Linked DNA regions of Homo sapiens: region 2 is linked to region 1. Evidence: chromatin contacts called from ENCODE Hi-C or POLR2A ChIA-PET data. All regions are on one chromosome and are shown on one strand. Each heading gives the region's core, a stretch centred on a gene start or an enhancer-like site at or near the end of the contact. The rest is flanking DNA. Distances are from core to core; before and after follow the strand shown. Region 1 overlaps SH3RF2 (SH3 domain containing ring finger 2). Region 2 overlaps SH3RF2 (SH3 domain containing ring finger 2).

Region 1 (3,172 bases), core at 249-2,748:
GTATCCAAATGAATAATCATTAAATGGAGAAGTTTTGGGAAATGGGTTTCAGAAATGGGTAATAAGATGACTGGTGCCTTCCCCCCCAGCCCAGACTTATGAAGAAGAATCTCAAGATAATGCAGGAGACCAGGCAACCATTTCCATAAATACTTAAGCACCTCATATGGGTCCAATGAGGTACTAATTGCAGCTGACGTCTGTCCTTGGAGAGTCAACCACTGACTGAATCATCCTAACTTCCACTCCTACCCAGCAGATGGCTCTGCCACTGACCTATGTCTATAAATCAAGAAGTGGGGCTGTCCTTGAACACTTCTCTCCTCTACGCCTGCCTCTGTCAATCCCAAAGTCCTGTGGATTCTACCTCCTGAAAGGTCCATGAACCTATGGGTCGAATCCACAGTCATCTAACTGGGCAATGCAGAGGCCTCCTAACTCTACTTTCTGCTTTTTTCTCCCTCCTCTTCAAATCGTTCCTCCCACTGCAGCCAGGGCAGTCTTTAAGAAATCCAAACCTGGTCACTTAAAAACCTTTCAATGGCTTCTGTTGGCTTTTGGGTCGAATCCACACTTCTTATGATATGGCAGAGGCAATGATACCCAGTGTTTCACGTGTTCCCTTATACTTCTCAGCTGACTTGACATCACATCAGGCTATGTGACTGGTTCAGGCTAATGGGCTGTGAGTGGGAGTGACAAGTGTCACTTCTGAAACGAGGCATTTAGTTGGTGATACAACTCACTCTTTTTCATGCGTCCCTACTGTGGAAACTAGGAAGCCCACATGTTCCAGATGATGCAGCTACCAGATGGCCCAGCCCTATTAGTTTGGGTTCCTGAGTGACTATGTGAGCAGAGCCCCTCATCACTCTGCACTGAACATGGAATTTAGGTGAGGAATAACATTTTCTTTGTTAAGCCACTGAGACTTTGGTGCCGTTTATTGCCACGGCATAACCTAGCCTATCCTGACTATACAGGATGGTTTATGAAGTCCTCTGTGATCTGTCTTCCATTTACTTCCCTGGCTTCATTTTTTGTTCCTCTTTCACTCTCTAAGCTCCAGCTCTGGTACTTCCTTTTTCCCCTGGCTACACCACATTTCCTCATCATGCAGGACTTTTGCACATTCTACCTCCATTATCTAAAATGCTGTCTATCTGTCAGATCTTGGCATAAGTGGCATTTGTTGACCTTCTGCCCTGGTAAGTTGCATATCATAACTCCCTAATAGTTTCCACTACTTCAGTCTTTTTTTTCTTTTTTGAGATAGGGTCTTGCTCTGTTGTCTAGTCTAGAGTATAGTGGCACAATCACGGCTCACTGTAGCCACGACCTCCTAGGCTCAAATCATTCTCCTGCCTCAGCCTCCGGAGTAGCTGGGAACATTGTGGGCCACCATGCCTGGCTAGTTTTTAAATTTTCTGTAGAGATGGGAGTCTCACTATGTTGCCCAAGCTGGTCTCAATCTCTCGGGCTCAAGTAATCCTTCTGCCTTGGCCCCCAATGTGTTGGGATTACAGCCATGAGCCACTACACTTGGCTACTTCAGTCTTTACATGATTCAACACACTTGCAATTACTGGAATACTTTCTGAATTTATAGTCTCTGAGAGTAGGGACCCATGTTTGTCTTGTGTCTTTAGAACTAGGCACAGGTCCTGGCATAGCAGGCACTCAATGAAAAATTAGTGAATAATTAAACATATGTTTAGGACAGGGTCACAGTGAATGGTTTGCTCTTTAAAAATTTTTTTTTCCCCTGGGAGCTCTGACTACCTTCTCAATTATTTTCCATTCATTCACTTGCTAAGCTTTTTTTTTTTTTTTTTAAACAGAGTGCTTGTTCTGTGTTAGGCTAGCCTGTGAAGTACAACTAACACACTCATCAGATATTCAGAGGAAAGAGGCCATTGAGGGTTTAACTACTTGCTGAAATTTTATGGACAAAGTAGGTTTCTATCTGAGCCTTATAAAATAAGTGAAATTTGAACAGGTAAAGAGAATTGGGTGGTGTATCTGAAAGGGGTCCCAGCAAGAGAAAAGGCATTAGGAATGAGAATTAGGAATGAGTTTAGTAGAGACAATAAGAAGATCAGCCTCTCTGGACCCTTCCTCCATCCCTTCCTTCAACACTGATGGAGTAGAGGAGGTACAGAGAACCCTGAAAGCTGTGCAATGCTCTGGGTACACCATTCATTTCAGAACCTGCTTTAGCTCTTATGACTAGAAGAATTGGTTGCTTCTCCTCAACTGTGGTCTGTTCTGTTTCAAACCCTCCAATCCCCAGGGTGGACAGCACGCCTTTTACTTCTTTCATAGCTTTCTACTACTCATTTTTAATGCTTTATGCATGTTAAGCACCCAGTAAATGCAGCTAAACAATGAAACCTCTCTTTTAAATATGTAATGACTTGCTTCAAGCTAAAGTGAGGCTCATGGCTAATGAGGTTAGGCACTGACAGGTTATATTATACTGGAGCTATACATAGCCTAGCATGTTTTCTTTCTTTTTTTTTTAAAGAAGATTTTTCTTTAAAAAACAGAAGTAATAAATATATGCTAATTTCAGAAGATTTAGGAAATACAAGTTGGCAGAAGAAAATGAAAAGCATCTAGAATCTCATCATCTAGTTATCACAAAATGTTAACATTTTGGTACATATCCTTCTCTAGTCCTTTATCCATTTATATAAACACATATATATTTATAAAGCTAGTTCCACATGGTCCAACTTATTTTTTATTGTGATAAAAGACATGTAACATGAAATTTACCTTCTGAACCACTTTTAAGTGTACAGTTCAGTAGTGTTAAGTATATTCACACTGTTATGAAACAGATCTTTAGAACTCTTTTATCCAGCAAATCTGGAACTCTATACCTATTAAACTTTTAAAAAACTTAACAATGAATCATAAATCTTTCCATAATATTGAACATTTTATGATATTAAATATTATTCTCCATTTATTTATTCTCCATAAATATTATTCTCCATATTATTCTCCATAAATATTATTCTCCATATATGGATAATATAGTATTATCCATAGAGAGACACTTTTTTCATCACCACAATTTAAAAAAAATGAACTCCTTATTGTTGAATATTTAGAGTATTTCTGTTTTTTCATAATTATATACCATCGCCTAACATTATGGTGA
Region 2 (3,172 bases), core at 187-2,686, 41 kb before region 1:
TTTTGTTTTTTCTTTCTAAAATGCTATATTTATTTTTTGCTGTTTACTAAACAACATGTATTTATGACCCAACATTTTGAATCTAAAGCAAGACAATAGAAATTGCTCAATACCCAATCTCCCAGTGATGTTGTGGTATATAATCTTCCAGTCTCTTTCTACTTTTGTAAAATAATGAGCTAAGAGTGATGTGGTTTGCTAATTTGTGTTGTCTTTTTTTTTTTTTGAGACAGGGTCTCACTCTGTGGCCCAGGCTGGAGAGCAGTGGGATGATCATAGCTCACTGATGCCTCAAACTCCTGGGCTCAACCCATCCTCCTGCCTCAGCCTCCTAAGTAGCTAGGAAAATATATGTGCACAACCATTCCTGGCTAATTTTTAAATTTTTTTTGTAGAGATGAGGTCTCACTATGTTGCTCAGGCAGGTTTGGAACTCCTGGGTTCAAGCAATCCTCCTGCCTCAGCTTACTGAAGTGCTGGGATTACAGGTGTGAGCCACTGCGCCTGGCCCTAATTTCTGTTTTTCACCATTATTTCACTTGGAAGTGGTAAAGGAAGGCGACCTATTGTCTCTGGATGGGATGTTTTGGGAATGGTGATGCTAGATCACCACTGTACATGGTAAAGATGACCCCTTTGTGCCAGGACTTGGGTGAAGGGATGAGCCTTTTACTCACATGTTCGCTGAGAGGTGTTGCTGGGAGCCAGGCAGACTGACCACGGCTGTGGAATGTCCTGGAGAGACAGGTGCGGGGTGATAAGTGCTGACCTGCACAGACAGAAAAGACAGCCAAGCAGAACCAATGAATGCCACAACCCAGGCCCACAGCAAACAGAGCAGCTACGTAGAAAGACCTGACACAGCTGAAAACCAACAGCCATGCCTGGTGCCACCCATTGTGCGTCCTCTCTGTGGTTTGTGGCTGTGGGCACAGGGAGGTGGGGAGGAGCTGGTTTATGGCCTGGTGGGGTGGCTTGCCAGGACTGCATTCCAAAAGCCTGCTCAGATAGGGTGGAAGATGAAGAGCCGTCCAATTTACAGTCCACAGGGCACTACACAGGCTCCTCCTCCTGTCCCTCTCCCCACCCCACCCATCTCCCTCTATGAAAACCTGCTCTTGGAAAATGAAATGGTGGCTAATATTGATTCAGAACTGAGCAATTACTAGGCAGTTTTAAGTACTCTATAAGTATCAGCTAAGTTAATCCTTATTAAAGGAATTGTTATAATCCCCATATTTGGATGAGAAACTGAGACAAAGAGGGAAAGAAAGGTCACACAATTAGTATGAAACAAAGAAAATCTAAAATCAGGTAGTCCAAGTTCTGAGCCCATATTCTTATTATTGACTATTGCTAGAAACACACACACACACACACACACACGCCTATCCAATGACTTATAGTAGTTGAATTTGAATCCCTTTCACTTTTCTAGGATAAAAGAGGAAACAATAATGATAAAATGATAAAAGCTCCTGGAAGGCCGGGCTCAGTGCCTCATGCCTATAAACCTAGCACTTTGGGAAGCTGAGCTGGGAGAATCGCTTGAACCAGGAATTCTAGACCAGCCTGGGAAACATAGTAAGATCCCATCTCTTTTAAAAAAATTAGCTGGGTGTGATGGCAGGTGCCTGTCATTCCAGCTACTCAGGAGGCTGAGATGGGAAGTTCGCTTGAGCCTGGGAGGTCAAGGTTACAGTGAGCCATGGTTGTGCCACTGCACTCCAACCTGGGTGAAAGAGTGAGACCCTATCTCAAAAAAAAAAAAAAGTTCCTGTAAACTGCCTACTATCCTAGGGCTTTGGCAAACATATTGCCTTGCTTATTTCCTTCTGAGCACATATCACAGATTATGAGTGTTTCCTTGCTAGACTGTAAATTCCATGAGGGCAGGGACTATGTAAGTCTGGTTCATCATTGTATTTCTGCATGCTCAATACGTACTTGTAGCTTAAAGAACAAAGGAATGAGTGAAGGAATGAATGAAAAGGTCTTCCTACCTAGTACACCAAGGATAATGAAACCTTCTCCATGCCATCCAGAGTAAATACATTCAGTCTGTTTTCAGTCATCTACTGATAAATGATGGTAACTCTGTGTGTGCCTTTTTAGGACTATGCTTTTGTGGGTACAACTATTGTTTGTGTATTTGTGTTTATGTAGGTATGAGTGTGTTATTAAATACATATGTCCCTTTGTTTTGAGCAAACATGTATGTTTGCTCAAGGCCCATGGCAATTTAATGTACATGTGTGATGGCATTGGTCCATTGCAAATCTTGTTTTGTTCACACATGTGGTCTATGGATTGATGTGTGTATGCTATATGTGCTGATGTGGGATTGCAGACACAATTGTATAAAGGATTGTGATTATGAGATTCTGTGTGTATGTATGTGAACTCTAGAGGTGTGTACGAGTATGCCCACCACGTAATTTTGTACATGTGTCTACGTCAATGATTGCGTAAATGTATGTGTGGTCATGTATGTAATTGTGACAGTCCAAAGATCAAGTTGTAGGATCAAAAAACCACTTTAGTCAAATAATAAGTGTTGGGGAGGAGGTATAAAAATGGAAACCCTCATACATTGCTGGTTGGAATGTAAAATGGTACAGCCTCTATGCAGAACAGTCTGGCAATTCCTAATATGATTAAACATAGGATTACCATATGACCCAGTAAATCTGTTTCTAGTGTATGCTCAAAAGAAATGAAAACATGTGTCCACACAAAAACTTATAGGCAAATGTTTCAGCAGCATTATTCATAATAACCCAAAGCGGGAAACAACTCAAATGTCTACTCATTAATGAGTGGATAAACAAAATATGGTACAACCATACAATGAAATATTATTCAGCCATAAAGAAGAATGAAGTATTGATACATAAGAGAACATGGATGAACCTTGAAAACATTATGCTAAGTGAAAGAAGCCAGACACAAAAGACCACATATTAGTTGATTCCATTTATATGAAATGTCCAGAATAAGTCAATCTACAGAGATAGAAAATAGATGATAATTTCCAAGGGTTGGGATGATGGGGAATATGAGGTGATAGCTAAACGGCACAAGGTTTCTTTTTGAAGTGATAGAATATCCTAAAATTGTAATGGTAATGGCTATACATCTGTGAATATACTAAAAACCACTGAGTTGTACA

Evidence for each region. A loop is a pair of places that touch in the nucleus more often than their neighbours do. ChIA-PET counts read pairs that join two places held with the same protein, here RNA polymerase II (POLR2A).
Region 2: a loop to region 1 is called in a map of Caco-2, with 3 times the contacts of the local background. The contact joins two enhancer-like sites. A Hi-C loop is called at or near these places in 3 of 168 maps with a recorded cell type or tissue (A673, Caco-2 and IMR-90). POLR2A ChIA-PET finds 5 or more read pairs at or near these places in 4 of 52 experiments (A673, MCF 10A, OCI-LY7 and 1 more).

The regions. Positions count from the first base shown.
Region 1 is chr5:146,004,518-146,007,689 of GRCh38, reverse strand. All of the region lies in intron 4 of SH3RF2 (SH3 domain containing ring finger 2), which reads right to left. All of the region lies in intron 2 of LOC107986458 (a long non-coding RNA gene), which reads left to right. Among named protein-coding and RNA genes, the nearest start is that of SH3RF2, 70 kb to the right of the region's middle. RefSeq lists an enhancer at 1-84. Within about 2 kb of position 1,498, at least 3 of the 41 ENCODE cell types and tissues checked have a DNase peak (open chromatin) inside an H3K27ac peak, as active enhancers do.
Region 2 is chr5:146,045,369-146,048,540 of GRCh38, reverse strand. It overlaps SH3RF2 (SH3 domain containing ring finger 2), which reads right to left. Exons shown (of 10, transcript NM_152550.4): 6 at 678-769. The region is part of intron 1 of LOC107986458 (a long non-coding RNA gene); the gene reads left to right. Among named protein-coding and RNA genes, the nearest start is that of PLAC8L1, 59 kb to the left of the region's middle. Within about 2 kb of position 1,436, at least 3 of the 41 ENCODE cell types and tissues checked have a DNase peak (open chromatin) inside an H3K27ac peak, as active enhancers do.